Linked DNA regions of Homo sapiens: region 2 is linked to region 1. A link is a loop called in an ENCODE intact Hi-C map of the cell type or tissue named here. Cell type or tissue: K562. All regions are shown on one strand. Each heading gives the region's core, and the rest is flanking DNA. Links, peaks and the distances in the headings are about the cores only.

The links. A loop is a pair of places that touch in the nucleus more often than their neighbours do. Peaks named below come from ENCODE experiments on the same cell type or tissue, not always from the same donor. Only the 100,000 strongest peaks of a DNase experiment are listed, where the experiment ranks them.
Region 2: it touches region 1 in a loop (8-fold over the local background); 2 of 110 quality-filtered maps call a loop at or near these places.

The regions. Positions count from the first base shown.
Region 1 is chr15:75,748,460-75,759,520 of GRCh38, reverse strand. It overlaps LOC101929408 (a long non-coding RNA gene), which reads right to left and starts at 979. Exons shown (of 4, transcript XR_932487.3): 1 at 894-979. RefSeq lists an enhancer at 7,586-8,147. In K562, for the core only: a CTCF peak has its summit at 1,051; a DNase peak (open chromatin) is centred at 1,020; H3K4me3 peaks cover 1,131 bases.
Region 2 is chr15:75,690,111-75,701,171 of GRCh38, reverse strand. It overlaps CSPG4 (chondroitin sulfate proteoglycan 4), which reads left to right. Exons shown (of 10, transcript NM_001897.5): 2 at 7,939-8,102; 3 at 10,360-11,061. Among named protein-coding and RNA genes, the nearest start is that of CSPG4, 17 kb to the left of the region's middle. RefSeq lists enhancers at 1-430, 2,315-3,062, 5,739-5,828, 6,429-6,578, 6,062-6,811 and 2 more and silencers at 758-807, 938-1,027, 6,550-6,844. In K562, for the core only: a CTCF peak has its summit at 6,355 (motif pointing left); DNase peaks (open chromatin) are centred at 6,401 and 6,551.

The sequences.
Region 1 (11,061 bases), core at 1-2,500:
AAATAAAACATTAATTTCAACATGGCTTTGTCTATTTTGCTTTAAAAGTATAACCACCAAGCCATTCTATTTTTAGGAAGACACATTCTTTTTGGAATGTTAAAAACTATGATAACTATTCTTAAGTCCTAAATGACCAGTATGGGTATTAGTAGATAACTGGACACAGTGCAAGGTCAGAAGGGTGACTGAGTGTGGCAGAAAGGGCAGTATCTCCAGCAACTGCAGATGGATAAATGACAATGAGTCCAGATAATGGATTATGATACAACCATTCAAATAATGCTTATGAGTACTTGATAACATAGGCAAAAGCTTAAGATACAATGTTTTAGACAGAAAAAAGGGAAGGTGGAAAAAAATAGATGGAAAGCATGACTTCAATCATGCATACTGATGCTTCCACTTTATTTTTATTTTTTGAGACAGGGTCCCACTCTGTTGCCCAGGCTGGAGTGCAGTGACATCATGATCTCGGCTCACTGCAGCCTCTACTTCCTGGGCTCAAGCAGTGCTCCCACCCTAGCCTCCTAACTACCTGGGACTACAGGCATGTGCCACCATGCCCAGCTAATTTTTTGTATTTTTAGTAGAGATGGGGTTTTGCCATGTTGCCCAGTCTGGTCTCAAACTCCTGAGCTCAAGGGATCTGCCTGCCTCGCCCTCCACAAGCCGGCCGGCCTGCTCTGTCTTACCCGCCCCCCCACTCCTGCCCCCCACTCCTGCCCCCGTCTCAGGAGCGGGATGGCGGTGGACTCTTCTCTACCAGACCTGCAGCCCTCACACCCGCACACACTGTGTTTGCGGAGAGGCCAGTGAAGACACCCTCCCCCCGTTTCCGGAGCCACTGTCGCCCCCTCATTCCCGCTCCAGCAGCCCATGCCTCGCTTCACCTCTGGTGCCTCACCATCAGGCCAAGAAGCCAGGGCCCGGGAATTTCTTTTTCCGGTGGCGCCAGGTCAACAGATTCGACGATCACGTGACTTGGACAAACGGCCTCTGGGAGGGCGGGGTCTGCTCGAGTGAGGCCGGAAGCGGACCACAGCCCGCAGGAGGTGCTGGAGGGCGAAATGCTGGCGTCTCCTCCTATGTCTTCCAGAATCCTTCCCTGGAAAAAAAGCAGCGCCCACCGCCAGTTTAACTGAGGACCGAATTAAGACATTAGGAAAGACAGTGGAAGTTATTTCATTTGTTTAACTTAAGGGGGTAGGATCCCGGGAGCCAGGGGGATTCAGGTCATTGCCATGTTTTCCACTGTTAAGCGAATAGCATTATACACAGCTGCGGGCTGCGGCAAAAGACATTTTAAAAACTATTGAAATCTACTACACATGCAGAAAATTGTACCTATTAGAAATATAAAGCTTAATAAGTGTTCATTAACTGTAGACCTCACATAACCAGCACCCAGATAAGGAAATAACCAGATAACTTCTTCAAGTGCATGGGTGTTTTATTTCATTTTGATGAATTGTGTAGGTGCCTAGCAAAAAGGGCTGTCATAATTAACATGCTCAGGAAAACTCCCTACAATTTCAACATCAATAGATGCTTATTTTTTGCCAGTCTGATGGGGGAAAAAATCCGTTGCTTAGATTGCAGTGGTAGTCTGCTTACTGGTAGCTCTGAGCTAATGGGTTGTCTAAAACAACTAAGTTTCCGACATTGACTTGAAGAGGCAAAAACAAAAAGACAAAACAACAACAAAAATACATTAGAGAATAGACTAATAACCAGAGAAGAAATTGAATACAGTTGTCCCTTAGAAACCTCAGGATATTGGTTCCAGGACCCCAGAGATACCAAAATTCACAGATGCTCTGATATAATATGGCATAGTATTTGCATATAACCTATGCACATCCTTCCGTAGACTTTAAATCACCTCTAGATTACTATAATACTTAATACAACGTAAATGCTTTGTAAATAGCTGTATGAAGTATTTTTAAATTTGTTTTTTTATTTTACTTTTTCCAAATATTTTTGATGCACAGTTGGTCAAATCCAAGGATCCAGAACCCGAGGATACAGAGGGCTGACCGTAGTTTGAGCTCTCTCCTCAATTCCATGCCTATCCCATGCACCAGGTGCAGCTGGTTTTATTGCAGGCTTTCAGGTTTTCAAAAGACAGAGCTCATGACAAGTAAACTGCTCTATGGAATAGAAAGAAATGGAAAATGTCCCAATTCATGGTAAAATTGAACTCATTTCTGAAGAGTTCTTTTACAAATCATAAGCACTAGCCTGTTGAAAACAACAGTATGTTAAGTTACTAGACTATCCTATACCATGTCAAAGAAAAATTTTAAGAACATAAGACCTTTAATCATAGCACTTTGGGGGACCAAGGCCAGTGGATCACTTGAGCCCAGGAGTTCTAGACCAGCTTGGGCAACATAGGGAGACCCCAGTCTCTACAAAAAATTAGCTGCTTCTGCTGGTGCACAAGTGTCGTCCCAGCTACCTAAGAGGCTGAGGTGGGAGGATCTCTTGAGCATGGGATGTGGAGGCTGCAGTGAGCCATGATGGTACCTCTGTACTCCATCCAGCCTGAGCAACAGAATGAGACCATCTCAAAAAAAAAAAAAAAAAGGAAAACAGAAAAAAAAAAAAAAAAGGCTGGGTGCGGTGGCTCACGCCTGTAATCCTAGCACTTTGGGAGGCCAAGGCAGGCAGATCACCTGAGGTCAGGAGTTGGAGACCAGCCTGGCCAATATGGCAAAACCCGTCTCTACTTAAAAAAAAAAAATAGCTGGGCATGGTGGTGGGTGCCTGTAATCCCAGCTACTCGAGAGGCTGAGGCACGAGAATCGCTTGAACCCGGGAGGTGGAGGCTGCAGTGAGCTGAGATTGCACCGCTGCATTTCAGTCAGCTTGAGCAACAGGGTGAGACTCCATCTCAAAAAAAAAAAAAAAAGACGTAAGAATGGTTCAACTTTTATTTCATCCTATCAATAGGTTAAAGAAGAGAAAAATGGATAGATTTGGAAAACCATTTTTTATTTAAAAAGAGAAAATTAAGAACCGATGAAAAACTGTCTTAAGAGTATTTGAAAAAAACAGCAAATTTAACATCAGACAGACAAAGTATTTAAATTCAGAAATAAAGTGGGTGGCGTGCTGGAGCATTTTAATGTCATACTGGAGCATTATTTCACAGATACTTGTTTTACAATTAAAGATGATTTGACTATTTAGAGCCGTGGTTCTCATACATTAGAGTGCATCATAATCCCCTGCAGGGCTTGTGAAACGGGCTGCTGGGCCCCACACCAGAGTTTCTAACTCAATAGGACTGAGGTGGGGCCTGAGCATTGCATGTCTATGTTCCCAGGTGACGCTGATACTTCCAATTTGAGACTATGCTTTGAAAACCACAAATATAGGGAAATATACTAGAGAATATGTTATGAATATACTGGAGAATATGTATATATGTTAACTTACAGATTTCTGTGCAGTGGAAAAGATAATTCCCAAGGATGACAGTTTTATTTCCCAATACAATTTTTTTTTTGAGTCAGCTCACTGCAGCCTCTACCTCCCAGGTTCAAGTGATTCTCCTGCCTCAGCCTCCCAAGTAGCTGGGACTATAAGCACCCACCACTGTGCCTGGCTAATTTTTGTATTTTTAGTAGAGACAGGGTTTCACCATGTTGGCCAGGCTGGTCTTGAACTCCTGACCTCAGGTGATCCACCCACCTCGGCCTCCCAAAGTGCTGCGATTACAGGCATGAGCTATCATGCCTGGCCTCCCTACAGGATATTAACAAGTTTTGTCTCTATCTCAGAATGCATTTCAGAATGCACTTCCTGGAACACTATAGACACTGTCTCTCAAAATGCTCCTCTAACTAGCTTCACCATGTTGCTGACTCCCTTGTAAATTAAAATATCTTATACATATTCCTTCATTATCTGTATGAAAGTCAAGCTTTTCGCATTGTGAAAATTATACTTCAGGCTGGGTGCAGTGGCTCACGCCTGGAATCCCAGCACTTTGGGAGGCCAAAGTGGTGGTATCACTTGAGGCCAGGAGTTTGACACCAGCCTGGCCAACATGTCGAACCCCATGTATACTCAAAAAAAATCAAAATTAGCTGGGTGTGGTGGCACACACCTGTAGTTCCAGCTAATTGGGAGGCTGAGGCACAAGAATTGCTTGAACCCGGGAGGCAGAAGTTGCCATGAGCTGAGATCGTGCCACTGCACTCCAGCCAGAGCCAGACCGAGACTCTGTCTCAAATTTAAAAAAAAAAGAAAGAAAGAAAAGTATACTTTGATACAGTATGCTAATATAAAGGATATAATATGGTTTAGCTCTGTGTCCCCATCCAAATCTCACCTTGAATTGCAATAATCCCCACATGTCAAGGGTGGGACCAGGTGGAGATAATTGAATCATGGGGGTGGTTTCTCCTGCGCTGTTCTCGTGATAGTGAGTGAGTTCTCACGAGATCTGATGGTTTTATAGCAGGCTTTCCCCTTTGCTCGGCTCTCCTTCTCTCTCCTGCTGCCCTGGCAAGAGGTGTCTTCTGCCATAATTGTAAGTTTCCTGAGGCCTCCCCGGCCATGCAGAACTGTGAGTCAATTTAAACCTCTTTTCTTTATAAATTACCCAGTCTTGGGTATTTCTTCATAGCAGCATGAGAATGGACTAATACAGTGTACTAATAACAGCCCAGACAGTAGTATACAGGTACTACTATACTTTGATGCTAGAGGTATTCCCATTAAGGTCAGGAGCAGTATGCGCTATCGTTACCATGATCTAACATTGTTCCAGAGGGTTTTAGGTCAGCAGTTCTCAACTGGAGGTGATTTTGCCGCCCTGGGGATATTTGACAGTATCTGAAATCACTTTGGCTGTCACACTGAGGAGTGCTGCTGGCATGTGGCAGGCGGAGGCTGGGGATGCTGCTAAACATCCTGCGAGGCGCAAACAGCTCCAGAACAGAGAACTGTCCAGCCCTAAACATCAACAGTGCTGCTGTGGAGAAAGCCTGGTCTAGACAAATAAAACATGGGAAATCCATTAACATAAATGTGGGTGGATAATCAACTGGCATTTGCCAATGGCAGTCTAGCTAGGAGGTCCAAAAGGAGCACCTGAAGAACAGTTAGATTTTGCAGGGGCTGCATGGTGGCTCATGCCTGTAACCCCAGTGCATTGTGAGGTCGCATTGGGAATATCTCTTGAGGCCAGGAGTTCAAGACCAGCCTGGGCAACATAGTGAGACCGCATCTCTACCAAAAATTTAAAAATCAGCCAGATGTGGGGGTGTGCTCTGATAGTCCCAGCTGCTGAGATGGGAGTATCGCTTGAGCCCGGGAGCTGGAGGCTACGGTGAGCTGTGATCAAGCCACTGTACTCTAAAAAAATTTTGAGACAGGGTTTTTCTCTGTTGCATACGGGGTCTTGCTGTGTTGCCCAGGCTGGTCTCGAACTCCTGGCCTCAAGCAGTCTTCCTGCCTCGGCCTCCGAAAGTGTTGAGATTACATGAGCCACTGCCCCTGGCCTTATGAAATAAAAATTTTAAAAAAAGAAGTTACAGGATGTTATGTGGCCTGTTGAAAGATGTTGGAAAACAGTTGTGCATGTGACCCAGCTATAACCAGTTATAAAAGTATCAGGATTAAGAAATGTACTGCGTCTGGCTTTCCCAAGTTTAGGTTCCTGCTGAAAGAATGAGATGGACCTTTGTTTCTTCTTCTGCTCCTCAACTCCCTGCAAGAACCAGGACTGTGCATTTTGACGGGCAGGCTCTTACCCCTGGCAGGCCACAGAGGGCATGCAGAGCCTTTCTGCGTGTGTTTTCTGGGCAGTCAGATAAAGACCCCCTGTCCAGGCCTTTGTTTAGGATATTTGGCCCATGGAGGAACGAGGCTGGAATCACCTGGGAGGGGCAGAGGCTTCGACTGGAAGGAGGAGTGACCTGAACTCCAGGTTCTGGGCCTACACTTTGTTCCCATGCAGCACCCTGTTAGTGGTGACTGGGGCCTGGAAGTCAGGGGCCTTGGTGGCCAAGTGTCGGCTGGACAGGAGGAGCTGAGGAAGGTGAGGGGCATCTCTCCAGCACTGCCCCCCACCCCATCCCCAAATCAATGCCCTCTGACAGCTCAGACACAGCCCCAGCCAGCAGCAGTGCAGGTCAGGAAGGGCAAATGCACTCAGCACGGATCTGCTCCATAGTCTCCGCCTCACTTCATCTCGGGTTGAGGGGAGTGAGTCCCCGCAGCACTCGTGATATCCTGTCAGCTGAAAACATTCAGCTTGATTTAGAAAGATAAGGTGGGACATCTCTTGGGCATGGCGTGTGGAGCAGTGACATCCCTCTGTGGCAGCGAGTCAAGCAATAAACCAGAATGTGCAAAACCTGCGTCCCAGAATCACCGTTCCTGGAAGAAAAGCCTATATTGTCAAGATGCCCACTCCTAAATTAACCCAAACTTTCCACCCAGCCTCGAAAAACCAGTAGAACTTTGACGTTAATATACTAACCCTCAGTTCTATACAGAAATGTGTAAGAATAGCCACATACTGTAATGTGCGGTCATTGAGAGAGAGGAGCCCGACAGAACAAATGGAACCAAGTCCAGAGACATGTCTGTCTAGGCGCAAGATGCCAGCATGTGTGTCAGCCAGGGAAGCAGACCAGGAGGAGATATTTATTAAGATTTTAAACCAGGCTCCATAGCTCAGGCCTATAATTATAATACTTTGTGAGGCTGAGGTGGGAGGATCACTTGAGCCCAGGAGTTTGAGGCTGCAGTGAGCTATGATTGTGCCACTGAATTGCAGCCTGAATGACAGAGGAAGACCCCATCTCAAAAAGAGTGCGCAGATGCACCCTTACATTAAGCCACCTTGGGTATACCTTCCAAGACTGGTGAGGCGTTACTCAGGACAAGGGCCCAGCCCTAGCTCAGCTTCCACCTCCTGAGCGACACCTGGAGGAGGTGGCCACAGTGTCCTCAGTCCAGTCTCTGTTGGGTTTCAGATCCCCTGATCATCATGCCTTTTTTGCCCAAGCTCTGCCTCATTATGGCCTTCACTGACCGCAGCCTCTTCCACCTCCCCAAGGGGACCCCTGCTCATGCTCTCCAGCCCACAGGAGTGCCTGCTTCTCCAGGAAGCCCATCCTCCTGGCTCTGGGCTCTATATAGGAGAGCTGGGCAGGCTGGATCCCACCACTGAGTTCAGTCTCGGGGGTCTCCACCCATGCTAGGCTTCCACTGATGGGACATAAGTGGCCAGGGGGGTTCTTTACATCCACACAAGAGCCCCATGATGACCAGGAATGGGGTTCTGAGAGGCTAAATGACTTGCCCAGGGCCCCAGAGCTGTCTAGAATCCTGCACTGCCATATCCAAGGCTGTGTTTGGGCCTCCCACTCGGGGCCCGGACACCCCTCTGCATCTACCAGGCTGGGAAACACATGTCTGCTGTAGCTTCCTCCCAGTGACTTACAGCAGCTGCAGATTTCTGGGGGGACTTCTACGGGGCCCACCACAGTAGGGAGCTGAGAACTCTTAGAGAGCCCTGAGTTTTCTCTCCGGCCCCTTCAGCTCTGAACTCATACTAGTTGCTCTGATACAAGAACAGGCCTTGGTGAGGGTTTTGGGGCTCTTGTCAGTAGCCCAGGCCTTCAGGAATCAGGTGATGTTGATGTGGAGAGGAGGTGCCTGCTGGAGGGACTGGGGGGAGCAAGCATAGCCCAGGGCCCTGGCCTCCTGCTGGGGCATCCCCCTCTTCCTTCCCAGGGTCCCCTGAGAATCCGAAGGCATCCAGGGTAAAGTGCAGTGTTCAGCTGTGTCCTGGGGTCCAGGAAAGCCAAGGACAAGTTGCTCTACCTGCTGTCCACCAGGCACCCTGGCAGAGAACAGCCTCAGCCCACCCTAGCCCAACACCAGATCCCAGGGACTGATCCACCTGTAAGAGGGCAGCATGGGACTGCCCCCATTGTCCCCAGAGAGTCCCCTCAGTCATGGGCTCTGACCAGGGTGCAGGTGGCCCAGCAGGCTGGCCCATTGTGGGTGTGGCTGTCCATTGGTCCTCTAAAGAGCCTCAGGGGCTTGTGGCAGCTGGTGTATGTCTGGGCTTGGAAGTAGAGGATGTCCCCCAGCCACAGGGCAGGGGACACTTGTTTTGAATTCCAGTCCTCTGCAAGGACAGAGAACCCAGGCTCTGAGCACCCCAGCTCTGCCTGCCCTACCCACAACCTACCACCATTTGGCCCAGGCAAGTTGCCCCAGCTCCCGCAGAGGGAGCCACCCTTCCCACCTCCTGATGTTTGCCCACACCAGTCAAGTTCCATTCTGGAAAAACCCTCTGTGTCCTTGGGAAGGCACCTCCTCCTTGACTCCTTTCCAGAGCTATCATCCCCACTTTAATTTTCTACCTGTCATTCAATGCAGAGACCAGCTTCTTCCCAGGGCCAGGGCTGCTCTGGAGGCAGGGAGGCTTTGGCCAGGCTGTGGGGTGTAGCAAAGCACCGGGTATAGACCAGGCTCTCCAGGCACACCTGGGCAGAGAAGTCAGAGACCCACAGGTGAATGCCTCTCCTTCTGGCCCCACCCACCTCACAGGCAGAAAGAGGGAGGCTTCACAAGGAGGTTGACGTAAACAGGGGAGCCCAGGTTACCTCTGTCTGATCTCCTGCCCTCCTGGGAGAAAGCCAGAGGTTGGAGCTGGGAGGCGTCGAGAGCCCTGGCCCCGTCCTGGTTTCACTGATGAGGTTCAGGGAGGGGCTGGGTCAGCCCAAGTCACTGAGTCCATAAGTGACTCATATAAGTCCATATGGTTCTGACCATAACCCAGGACCCTAGAGCTAGCCAAGGCCCCATCCCTTTCCCACGTATATCATCCTTTTCCCACGTAGGGGCATGAACTGGCTTCTGGCTTCTAAGGCCGAGGCCCAGCACACCTCTACCTCCCCTTGCCTGCAGCTGTTGTTACACATCAAAAGTGAGTTTTCCCTGAGGGGCAGGAAGCATAGCTCCCTGGGCTGGACCAGGTGGCCAATCCAAACAAGACCCTGTGCATCCCCACAAGCCAGGCCTTCTCACACCATGCAGCAGCTGAGGGCACCAGGATACCCTGGGGGATTCCAAAGACGAGCCCTCCTACAGGCTCCCACAGCAGCACTGCCAACCCCAGACCTGCCATAAGCCCTGTATCCATCCAGCCTTCGAGAACCTGGCCATTCACACATACCTGCCCCACTCCTGACACCTGGCTTTCCTGTGAAAAGTGGAACTGGTTCCACCTAGGCAAGCTGGAGAAGGGCCTCAGGAAATCACCATTTTGGGGACTTGTTCTAATCATTCATTCATTTATTCACCAAATACCCACTGTCCACCTTTCTGTACCAGGCCAGGGGTGATGCGTCAAGCAGAACACATGTCCCAAGGAGCTTTCCTCTCTTTAGAGACAGACAGGTGGACTCTCAGACCATGAGGTGCCCTCTGGGCTGGGGGTGCCCAGGGCTGGATGCAGGGGAGGGCCGCACCCACAGGAGATGCTCATGGGTATGGATGTGGAGGCCACCATGGGGTAAGGGTGTGACCTGGGGCAGGTGCAGGGCCTGCTCTATCTGGAAGGCTTCCTGACTCTGCCAACAATAGACCGTGGCTAGATCAGGCTTCATGTCGATTTTTAATATTATATTTAATACATTTTGATTATGTAACTAAACATTATTGTGATAAAAATTATGAGATATAGAAAAGTTAAAAACACAAAAAACCAGCAAACCCCTTCTCTCCCCAAATAACTGCTTCAACAGTATTTTCTGACTTGTTTTCCCATGTATCTGCAGCTATAAACATAAGCTGCACAAGATAGTATCCTTCCCCATATTCTACTTTGGAGCTGGATTTTTCACTCAGCAGTGAATAGAGGCAGGCTTTAAACAGGCCACGCATTGTGAGGGCCCTGGGAAAGGAGACTGACCATGTTGCTGGGTGACCTTGGGCAAGTCTCGCCCTCCTCAGAGCCTGGATTTCCTCAGTCCGGTGAAGGGCAGGAAGGGCTGCAGTAGGACTACATCAGCGCTTCCCAAACTCAGAACCGCCACGTGGAGCTGTGTGAGCTGTCACTGCACAACCCCAGGGGCAGGAGCATTCTTGTCACGGCCTCTGTGAGTGGGGCTCCTGCCCAAAAGTGTGCTGTGGCAACCTGGGGCCCACAGGAGGATTTTAGGCGATATGCGGATGAATTGATTTTTACCATTTCCTTCTATCTGTAGTGAATGAGACCGATTCTCACCGGGAGGGCGTGTTAAACCACAGGTCGCTGAACCCACGCCTCAGAGGTTCTGATTCAGGAGGTCTGGGACGGCGCCTGAGAATCTGCATTTCTAACAAGTTCTCAGCTGATGGTGATGCTGATGCTGCTGGCTCAGGGACCACACTCTGAGAACCACTAACCACAAGTTTCCTTTTATTCATTTATTTCAGGCAGGGTTTTGCCGTGACACCCAGGCTGTAGTATAATGGTGCAATCCTGCAATCATGGCTCATGGCAGCCTCGACCTCCCAGGCTCAAGCAATCCTCCTGCCTCACTTCCCAAGTAGCTGAAACCATAGGTGCACGCTACCTTGCCTGGATGTTTTTGTATTTTTTGTAGAGATGGAGCTTCACCATGTTGCTCAGGCTGGTCGTGAACTCCTCGGCTTGAGCAATTCACCTGCCTTGGCCTCCTAAAGCAAAAGTTTCCTTTTTAAATACATTTATTTAGGTTTTAAAAATGAATTGACTTAAAGCACAGGAATAGATCTTCAACACTAACCACTGGGGAAATGCAAATTAAAACCACAGTAAGATATCACTACAGATCTATTAGAACAGCTCAAATCAAGCATAGTGATAGTATCAAATAATGGCGAGGATGCAGACAAAACTAACTCATACATCGCTGGTGGGAATATAAAATGATACAGACACTCTAGAAAATAGTTTGGCAGCTTCTTTAATTAAACATACACCTCAATATATGACCTAGCAATTGCTTCTGGGCATTTGTACCAGAAAATAAAACTGATGTCTGCACAAAA
Region 2 (11,061 bases), core at 5,033-7,532, 63 kb after region 1:
GCCATTTAGGCCAGAGGTGGCTCTACTGTACCCACGGTAGTGGCCACACCTCTTGCCAGTCTGCTGGGCTGGTCAGAGGCCAGATGTGTGTCAGTCCCTCTATCCAGGTCCCCTTTTACAGATGGGGACACTGAGGCCAGGGAAAGCATGGAAGCACATGGCTCTGAGCCCTGTGTGTGTGCTGGGGGTGTGAGCCCTGACCCAGGCTTCTGCCCTGGACATGGACTTCTGTCTGTGGGGTGAGCCCACCCTCTGTATTCAGATGGGGGAACTGAGGAGGAGGCACACAAGGCTACTGTGCACAAGTTGTGCCACCAGATTTCAGGTCCAGGCAGCCGTCCAGACCCACAGTCACCATTTCCTCTGTTCTTCCCCCATCCCAACTCACACACTCACTATCTCCAGACCCAGCCCGCCAGGCTGGGGAAGCCCCGAGACGCCGCCCCAGCAGCCCTGTCTTCAGCAGTTTCTGCTGCCAGAGCCAAGGGGAACTCAGAGATGAGCCATGGGCTGCCTGGTCCTGGACACAGCCCAGGAGAGAGCCTGGCCCTCAGCCTCCTGGGGGCAGCTCCCACCCAGACCCCTGTCTCTCCACCCTCCTCCCAGACCTCCAAGTCACCAGTGGGCAGGGCTGGCACTTATCACTGGCTTCTGGACCTAGTCATCCCCCGCCAGCCCCTGCAGAAGGGCCCTCCCGATTCGGCCAGCCCCAGAGCCACAGAGGAGGGGCTGCCAAACCGCCCAAGGAGAGCAGATGCTTCCCTCCCCTCCTCGCTGTCCCCCCCTCCTCGCTGCCCCCTCCACCCGGCCCTGACAGAAGAGTCCCAGGGGACAGGAAGGGAAAGAGTGTGTGTTCCCCAGGCTGGGGTCCAGCTCTCACACCCTCCTCCCACTGGGGCCATTGGCAGATGCTCCACTTCCGATTCACAGGCAGCAAGCAAACCCACCACGCCTCTCTGGGTGCACACACGGTGCATGTGCCCTGCTGACACCCACAGCCCCTAGCTCTGGAGCCACACCCACAGGAGCTTAAGTCCCAGCCCTGCCGCTGCTCCACAGGCTAGCACGGAGGACTGCCCTCTCTGAGCCTCAGTTTCCTCACCTGTAACATGGGAGATGCCTCCCAGGAGCCCTGCTAGGGCTGGGGGGCTGTGCAGGCCCAGTGCCAAGTGAGGGTCCTTCACTCTTCTCTTCCCTGCCAGAAACCCTACCCCAGCCTGGGTCCACTGAGGTGAGGGTCCCAGGTCCTCTAGGGCCAGGAAAGTGGGGGAAAGGAGGGTACGGATGGAGCCTGGAAACCCACCCATCTCCCTGTCCAAGAGGGAAGATTATAAGGCAGGGAAAAGCCTCTTGGAACCGCTCCCCACCGCAGCCACCCCACCCTCCTCGCCTGAGGCCTGGGGAGCAGCAAGACTTCCACAAAGACACCATTGAGGCCCCGCTTCCTCCTCCCCCGGCCCAGCCCTCCCGCCTGGGTGGACTCTGGGCTGCTTCTTCCCTCAAAACCTCTCATTTCCCCTCCTGCTTCCTCTGTGCTCCACAAGGCCCCAGGGTTGGGACATGTGGCTGGGAGCCCAGGGTGCAGCCCCTATCAGCCTCTGTGGACCAAGCTCAGCTTCTCCCACCCCACCTGCCCCTGCTTCCACTCATCTTCCAGACGGGTTCCCTCAACTGGAAATGTTCCCCAGCACATGCCCCTCTACGTGGGTGACTCAAAGCGCTTGGTTAGAGGATGGTAGCTGAGGCCAGTGACCAGGGTCAGGGCCCAGCCAATAGCTGAGGAAACTGTTTTCCTCCCTGGCCCCCTTGGCCTTGCAAGGGACCAGAAAGGCAACTAAACAGAAGGTCAGCTGACCTGAGTGTGTGTCTCTTGGCTCAAGAGTTTTTGGTGCTGCCCTGACCCCGACAGAGGTCTCTGCAGCATTTAGACGTGGAGGCAGTCACCTGAGCAGGTGCCTAGCACTCCAGCACCCCACTGGGATAAAGCAGTGTCTCCTGAGATGATGGCTGCTGTTGTAAGCTCCATGGGATTTGGAACTAACCTACTGTTGTCCGCATTTCGGTAGCTCACGGGACAGGAGAGGAGCAGGCAGTCCTTGGGCCGCGGGGATGGCCCTGGGTGGTGGAATCCCAGTCTGGAAGCAGCCAGGAAGAGTTGCTAAAGAGCAGTGAGCCCTGAGGGGTCTGCAGGTGTGTGAGCGTCTCCCAGGCAGCCCACCCTGGCCAGTGATGAGCCTTCTAGGCCTGGGCCCTGGTGACCCCAGTGTCATCACTGGGCAGGTCGCTCCCCTTAGTCTGACCTTAAGTCTCCCCTGTAACCTACCCCCTTGTTACCCTCAGAGTAACAGGGTTGGGTGAAGGTGATAGCTCAGTGTGGGTGGCTGAGCCTTGGGGAGTCTGCTGGGAGGAGGTTTGAGAGGGGCTCACCCCTGAGTAGGCACACCAGACAGCTTCTCCCTTGCCTGAGGAGCCCAGGGAGACCAATGTGCTGGGGAGGGGACCCCCAGTTATGTCTCGGTATCCAGGGCCCACAGTGGGGCCAGACCAGGGACCCAGCGCACCCCTTCCTCGCCTGCCTTGCCGCCACACACGTGTGTACATGTGACACTGACCCACATTCCTGCACACACTCACCCATGCCCTGCCTGCTTGGTTGGAAGTAGATTGGTGGCGGAAGTAAAATCGGGGAGTCCCTTGGAGGTGCAAGGGGAGGGGAGGGGAACTGACCTGAGGTCTAGAGGGCCAGGTGACCTCAGGGAGGGTCCGCTGCTGGGGAAGCACACCTGGCCCGTCCATGCTCTCACAGAGCCGGCATTCAGCCCCCAGGTGGGCCACGACCACCCCCCGCCCCACCACATACACACCTATGAGGGGAGACAGAGAGCCCTTCATCCCGGCCTTGGCCCTCCCAGAATACCCCATCCCACAGCCCCCTCAGACTCCCTCACCCCTGCCTGCCCAGACCTGGAGCCAGGATCTCCCGCCGTGGTGCCAAACCCCGAGGGGCGGTGATGGAGAAGTCTGGCTTCGTCTTGGAGCAGGGCCCTCCCTCCCCAGCAGGCTGGCTGGGCATCCCCTCCTCACTCCTGTGCACAGCAGCAGGCTTGCTGCCAACATCCCGCCTTCTCTGTCTCCCTCGAGTTTTCCTCCTCCGTCTCCTTCCTCAGGCCTTGGTCTGTATGTGAATCCAGTCTTTATGGAGGAGGGCATCTTGATTTCTCCTTCTCAGTTTTAATAACTTTCTCCCATGTTAGCTGTCTTCTTCCATTCCCATCACTGTATTGCTGTATTTGTGATTGAGTGAATGAATGAATGGGTCTCTATTACGCATTCCACCTCTCACCTCCTGCTCTGTCTCTGTGGCACTGGGTGTCCCTCCCCCACATACAGATGTCCAGGTCTCCTGCCCTCACCCTCAACTACGGGCCCAGGCACTCCCCACGGGCCAGCAGCTCCGGGCTCCCAGAATTTCTCCCTTATAAAGTCAGGCAGCAGCAGACACCCAGGAATGCTGCTGCTCCCATGACGCAGCCTGGCTGTGGGGCTGCCCCCAGGCAACCAGGAACATGGCGGGAGTGGGGCACACAGGGATCCATTGCCAGAGAGTGGGGTACAGTGGGGGTGCCTGGGTGGGTAGGGCTCACACGGGTGGTGCTGGGACCTGCTGGATCTCTTTCTGCTTCTCTTCGTCAAATCGCTTCTCCTCTGGAGCCTCAGTTTGTCTGTCTGGAAGGTGGAAGCTGAGTGCCCTGCAGCAGGCTTGAGCTACAGAGAATGCTGATGCTGTGGGACTCAGCACCCATGGAGGGTGGGGCCCCAGGCCGGGGCCCTCCAGACTGTCCTAGAGCAAAGGGTGATGTGCCCAGGGACAGCCAGGATGGGGCAGAGGGAAGAGGGAGCCAAAGAGCTAGGGGGAGACCAGGGGGAGCAGAGGCAGAGCCTGGCAGCAGGGATGGCCGGAGGCGAAGGAGAGATGGGGCAGATACAGGGACACAGGCAGCCTTCTGAGGACTCAGAAGGAACAGAGCCCACAGCAGCCCTCAGCCTGGAAGAGGCATCTGTGCCTGAGACCCGGCCCTGGCCTGGCTGGGGAAGGTGGGGCCCTGGCCGGGGGAGGCGGGCCTGATGGGCAGAGATGTTCCCCTCACAGCGACTCCTTGTCCCCGGAGCCTGGTGTCAGACAGAGGGCTGGGTGTCAGGCTGGAAGCCTCAGGGGCCCATCCACACTCCTCCTAGTAGTGCCTCCGGGGAGCCCGGAGATGCCAGCGCAGCCCTTGCCCTGACAGAGGGGGCTTGCTGGGGACCTTGACCGAGGTTTCCTCTAGCCCCTGAGAAGGGACTTGGCAGGGAAGGAAACAGGCTTTTTCTGTGCCCCCAGGCCTAGATCTCAGGAAGAAGGATGGAGCCACCCCACCCTCAGGCCCAGACAGCAGTGCCCTGTTTATGGGGAGGAAGGGTGGGAAGCCTGAGGATGTACCCACCTTTAGCAAACCTCTCTATGGGCGCTGAGCAGGAGGGGCAGGAACCCTCCAAGAACACACAGCCCCTTTCATGGAGCCAGGCCCAGCCAAGTAATGGCAGGCGGGCACCGAAGGGCAGGACAGGCCCGGGCACAATCATTGCTCTGTCCTGGCAGCTCCCGGCCCACACACGCGCACACACACACAAACACACAGCCTTACGCAAACCCAAAGCACACCCCCAGCAGCCACCCACATGCTTGCGCACACACAAATACACATCTATTAATATACAGCCCTGGACGCCCACTGACGCGCCTTCCAGAGAGAGAAACCCATACACGCAGCACTCTTCCTGCCCCTCCCACGGGCCCCCAGACCTGTGGGGCATCCTGCTCCTCTCATGCCCAAGGCTTGGCACCTCCAGGCACCCCATGCCATTAACCTTCCCCACATCCATATGGACAGCAAACTCCTAGATCAGGGAGAGACCCCCAGGACTAATCCCCACAGTCAGGAGGGGGAAGGGGTGGGAGGGACTGTGCCCATTTTACAGAATGGTGACACTGAGGCCTGAAGTGGGCCCCTTCTCCTGGCTCAGAGGGCAGCCCATGGGGCTGCTACAGGTTTGGTCTGCTGTTTTGATGAATCATGGGTCCTCTTGACCCAGGAGAATCAACGGCAGGTCTGATCCAGCCTGTGCCAATGTCTCCCCACAACCTCCTCCATCCCCCCGCCCCAGTCACGCAGCCGAGCCTAGCTTGACCCATTCTACTTTTCCCTCTACTTCTCTTCCTTCAAGTTAGCCAGAGGCTTTAGCGGGTGATGGAGCAGAAACCCTCCTAGCCCCACCCAAAGGGGACCTGTGTACTTCCTGCCAGTCTCACTCGGCCTTGCTGCTGTCCTCTGAGACTGCCTATTCCTCCCTCTCTGTGTCTGTACACCACCGTGACCTCCTCCAGGAAGTCCTCTGGATTGACTCCTAGCTTATTACATCTTAATTCTGCACACCCTCTCCATTTGAAGCCCCTCTTCAACTGCCCCCCCACCACCTCCAAGACAGGGATTCTGAGTTCTTGCAACTGAAGCCCCTCAGAGAGTGTAAGAGGGGCAGAAAAAAGGAGACCAGGAGGTGGAGGGAGTGGCGCTGTCAGAGTTTCCAGAGCCCTGGCCAGCAAGGCCTCAGAGGCCTCTGTTGGGGTGGGGGGCTGCCTGGCCACGCGCTCCAGCAGCACAAGACAGCCTGTGTGAGCCCCTCCCGCTCAGCCCCACAGGAAGCAGCAGGGCCCAGCCCCTCAATGGACCCATTCAGACCCCAGCGCTCTGGAAAGTACCTCTACTTCCTGCCACCCTCCCACTCTGGCCAAACAGGCTCTACTCTCCTCTGCTGGGAGGGGGCTGCAGGCAGGTGGTTCAGTGGTTAGGGCCAACCATCTAGTTCAGTTCCTGCCTGGCCCAGAGCCCTGATGTTGACCATGACTTGGCGGGTCTACATATACCTTTAGTGCAAGGGTGGGTAGGGGCAGGGACATGTGCCCCCTTCTCTGTGGGTGCTGGATAGGTAAATGTTTAGCAATGGGCTTTCTTGGGGAGGGGGAACCCTGATTTGCAGTATTTGCCTCTTTTCCTGGTATAAATGTTCTCACTGTGGGCAGTATCACCTGGCTCTCAAAATTCCTGAAAATTCAACAGTAGACTCCTGGCAGCTGCTGTCAGCCGCTCCAGCAGGTGACGGTGGTGGCTCTATCCTGCAGGGCCATGTGCCCCCACCCCTTGTGCTATGGCCTCCCTCACTTTAGTGTGCTGTGTTTTGCTCTTAGGAATCAATGTCTTTGCAGATAAGGCACCCCGGTAGGTGGCCGCCACCTGCAGTTCCCTGGTCTGTCCCTTGCTGGCGCCAAGCTCTGCTGAACCAGCTGGGCCGCCCCCGCGCAGATGGTCTGCAGGGCTCCCTTGATTCCCGTAGCTTCCCAGACAAGGTGCTGGTATTGCCAGCAGTGCTGGCAGGAGGAGATAACTAGAGGGGATTTAACTCAGCCCAAGGGGTTCTTACGGGATCTTTCTTGGACATCCCTCCCAGTGGGGCTGGCTGCCCTTAGGGTGTACAAGTCTCCGACTCCTCCAACGGCTGAAGCTGCTTACTCAGGCGGATGGCAGCTGGCTCAGGCTGGCCAGGGACCAGCACATGGGGCTGGTGCCGGATTATCCCTATCAAGGCCGTCAGCCTGTGCTCGCTCTCGGGTTTGAGGGAAGCCCAACAGGAATGAATCACCGTTTTTAACCCGTGTTTCTCTACCCCCCAGCCCTGGACATCTGCAGGCAAAGTCAAAGTTATATTTGGCTCTTATCACCACAAAAGGCATGGACCAGAAATTGTGGCAGCGGGTTGGAAGTCAGGGAGGCTAATCTGGGGAAACTGACTGGAGGAAGCAGCAATTCAAAAGAGGAGGAGTCCCAGTATGGGACAGAACGGGCCCTGCATAGGAACCACTAACCCCAGGCAAGCCCAGACATGGCCTTCTGCCTGGGGAGGCCCTCTTTGGCCTGCCCAGCAGACCCTCAGCCCCTCCCAAGCCCTGTCTTCAGCCTCAGCCTGCGTGGTGGCCTGGGGAAGTTAGGAACTCAGCTGTTCTCATCCCTGGTTCCTTGGCCACGGTGGAAACAATGGGGCCGGATCTGACTGCTCATCGGGGACTGTGAATAGCTCTCCAGCAGGAAGCAATAGCAAGGGTAATGGAGGAAGTGTGGGCCCACTTTGGTTTGACACTGCACATGGTCCCCATCTGGCCTCAGAGCCTTTGCTCCTTGGCAGACTCAGGCCAATAAGCTCCTGCCCCGACGCTCAATGGCAGCTGGAAGAATGGCCTGAGAGAGAAGCGGGGATAGGTGGGCCATGCTGACACCACCCCCAGATCCCAGTCGTGGCCTCAGCCAACCCATGGAGGCGGGGCATGGCACAGCAGGCGCTGCACAGGAGCCCAAGCACAAGGGCACTTAGGAGAAGGAATCTGAGCAGGGATCAGTCTGGACTGGGGGTGATTCTCCAGAAACTCCATTCCTTGGGGCTGTGACCACCAAGCCAGATGGTCAGGCCAGTTGCGGTTCCCTTTGGGCTGGGTCCAGGAGCCAGACCCACGAGGGAGACTCCTCTGGGGCCCAGGGGAGGCGAGTCAGAGCTGGCGGAGGCCTCTGGCTCCAGGAACCTCCAAGGAGGAGACCTGAGTTGCTGGGAATTTCTGGGTCTGACCTCCTGTAAATACAAGATCTGGGCTGGACACAAGGTGAGCCTGTGCCTTCTGGTGCCAGGACCAAGAAGATGCTGGGACCCGGGCAGTGCTCAGAGGCAGCACCATACAGCAGAACCATGAGGGTGCGCCAGCACGGACCCCTTTCTGCAACCCACCCGTCCCTCTTTGCGGCACCTCGCCTCCTCCAGGCAAGAGTCTGAGCCTTGACCACAGCTCCCTCTCTCACACAGCTTCCTTCTTCGGTGAGAACCACCTGGAGGTGCCTGTGGCCACGGCTCTGACCGACATAGACCTGCAGCTGCAGTTCTCCACGTCCCAGCCCGAAGCCCTCCTTCTCCTGGCAGCAGGCCCAGCTGACCACCTCCTGCTGCAGCTCTACTCTGGACGCCTGCAGGTGAGTGACGTCCCCCTGAGATCTGGGCGGGATTCGGGGTGGGATTCCTTCTCTAGCTTTGAGTGAACCCCAGCTGGCTGTGTGACCTTGTGTAAGTCACTTTTATCTTGGGGTCTTAAGTTCTCCACTGTGGGATGGGCAGCAGCAGCCCAGAAATGGTAAATCCTTCATGAACTGGCTCTGCCCACTGGCTCCCTCCAACCATGTTTCCCGCCACAACCCCTCGCTGGCCCTTTGTGCTCTGACAGCCCTGAACTGCTTTCAGTTCCTGGCCATCTTACAGTCGCTTGCTGCCAGGCTCTTGATGCACACTCCTTCTGCCAGGTGTGCGCCTCTCCCGTTCCCTGCACATGCCTAACTCCAGCCTCTCCTTGAAGTCTCAGTGTGGGCATCCCCTCCTCCTGGGCTAGGCCCCCTCCTGAGCCCCCATGACCCCTGTGCATCCCGGTGGCACTGCACCAATTTCTCTGCAGCACCATGGTCTGTCCACGACAGTAACAGCACCAGTACTGCCTCAGCTTCCTCATTTTTCCATTTCATCCTTCAAGACACCACAAGCTTTGTTAGCAAGGAGTCTTGTGGCTTTTTTGAGTCTTCCCCTAAACCATGAAGAGTTTAAGAACCCAGGGTCTTATTCCGAATTTGTGCCAGGCTGGGTGCAGTGGCTCATGCCTATAATCCCACCACTTTGGGAGGCCAAGGTGAGAAGATCACTCGAGCCTAGGAGTTCAAGTCTGGCCTAAGCCACACAATGAGTCCCCATCTCTATTTTTAAAAGAAAAAAATAACCGGACGCGGTGGCTCATGCCTGTAATCCCAGCACTTTGGGAGGCTGAGGCGGGTGGATCACCTGAGGTCAGGAGTTCGAGACCAGCCTGGCCAACATGGTGAAACCGTGTCTCTAATAAAAATACAAAAAAATTAGCCGGGCATGGTGACACATGCCTGTAATCCCAGCTACTCAGGAGGCTGAGGCAAGAGAATCACTTGAACCCAGGAGAAGGAGGTTGCAGTGAGCCGAGACCGCACCATTGCACTTCAGCCTGGGCAACAAGAACCAAACTCCGTCTCAAAAAAAAACAAATTTGGGGCAGCCATCTCCTTCCACACCCCATGGGGAGAGGACTAGGGCTTGGTCAGTCTGCTGCTTTCACTGTTAAACACCAGCGTGGTGCAGGCTGGTGCTGATGGCTGTCCAGTTCTGTAGGTACAATGATGCCACACCCCTACAGAGATGCTCCATACCAGGACTCCAAAATTATAGTTCTTAGTGCCCTGGTTCTGCAGTTACCATACTCTGCCACCTCCCATTCTACCATCTGGGAGCACCGTACCAGAGCCATTTCTGCTGTCAATGTCATGGAGACAGAACTATGTCCTTCATCTCTCCCCAAGATCTCCTTCCACCCCAGGTCAGGGAGCTTTTTTTCAGAACACAGAGTATTTAAATTTTAATTTAAAAATTAGCCTATTCCTGAACAGTGAGCCTGGCTGCCTTCAATGACCCCAAGAAACTTTGCTCTGTTGAAGGGGACTGATCAAGGGATTCCCAGTTACCCATTATTCCAAAGTTGAAATCCAGATTCCAAGACAATATTTCTGGCACCTCTCACTCAAGGAAAGAGGGGAAGAATTTAAAAACACAGGTTGGATTTCTAGGAGAGCATCTTGCTGTATGTCAGTTCCTTGTGGGCGAGGACCACATCTGATTCATATCAGGGTCCCCAGAGCCCATCCAGCCCTGGCCCAGAGTTTCCTTTGGTGAGTGTTTGGAGGATGAATAAAGAGATGGCAGGACGGCAAGAGGAGTGGCACCAGAGGCTCTTGTCCTAGGTTTTCCACTCTGGGGCCCCAAGTGTGGGGAACTCACTATGCTTTTTTTTTGTTTGTTTTTTGAGACAGAGTTTCGCTCTTGCTGCCCAGGCTGGAGTGCAATGGCATGATCTCAGCTCACTGCAACCTCCACCTCCCGAGTTCAAGCAATTCTCCTGCCACAGCCTCCAAAGTAGCTGGGATTACAGGCATGCGCCACCATGCCCAGCTAATTTTGTGTTTTTAGTAGAGACAGGGTTTCTCCATGTTGGCCAGGCTGGTCTCAAACTCCTAACCTCAGGTGATCCGCCTGCCTTGGCCTCCCAAAGTGCTAGGATTACAGGCATGAGCCACCACTGCAATCACGCCCGGCTCTATGCTTTTATAAGGGAAATGATGGATCCAAAGTGCTGTCCACTATCTCCCACTCCCCATCTCTCTTCAGGTCAGACTTGTTCTGGGCCAGGAGGAGCTGAGGCTGCAGACTCCAGCAGAGACGCTGCTGAGTGACTCCATCCCCCACACTGTGGTGCTGACTGTCGTAGAGGGCTGGGCCACGTTGTCAGTCGATGGGTTTCTGAACGCCTCCTCAGCAGTCCCAGGAGCCCCCCTAGAGGTCCCCTATGGGCTCTTTGTTGGGGGCACTGGGACCCTTGGCCTGCCCTACCTGAGGGGAACCAGCCGACCCCTGAGGGGTTGCCTCCATGCAGCCACCCTCAATGGCCGCAGCCTCCTCCGGCCTCTGACCCCCGATGTGCATGAGGGCTGTGCTGAAGAGTTTTCTGCCAGTGATGATGTGGCCCTGGGCTTCTCTGGGCCCCACTCTCTGGCTGCCTTCCCTGCCTGGGGCACTCAGGACGAAGGAACCCTAGAGTTTACACTCACCACACAGAGCCGGCAGGCACCCTTGGCCTTCCAGGCAGGGGGCCGGCGTGGGGACTTCATCTATGTGGACATATTTGAGGGCCACCTGCGGGCCGTGGTGGAGAAGGGCCAGGGTACCGTATTGCTCCACAACAGTGTGCCTGTGGCCGATGGGCAGCCCCATGAGGTCAGTGTCCACATCAATGCTCACCGGCTGGAAATCTCCGTGGACCAGTACCCTACGCATACTTCGAACCGAGGAGTCCTCAGCTACCTGGAGCCA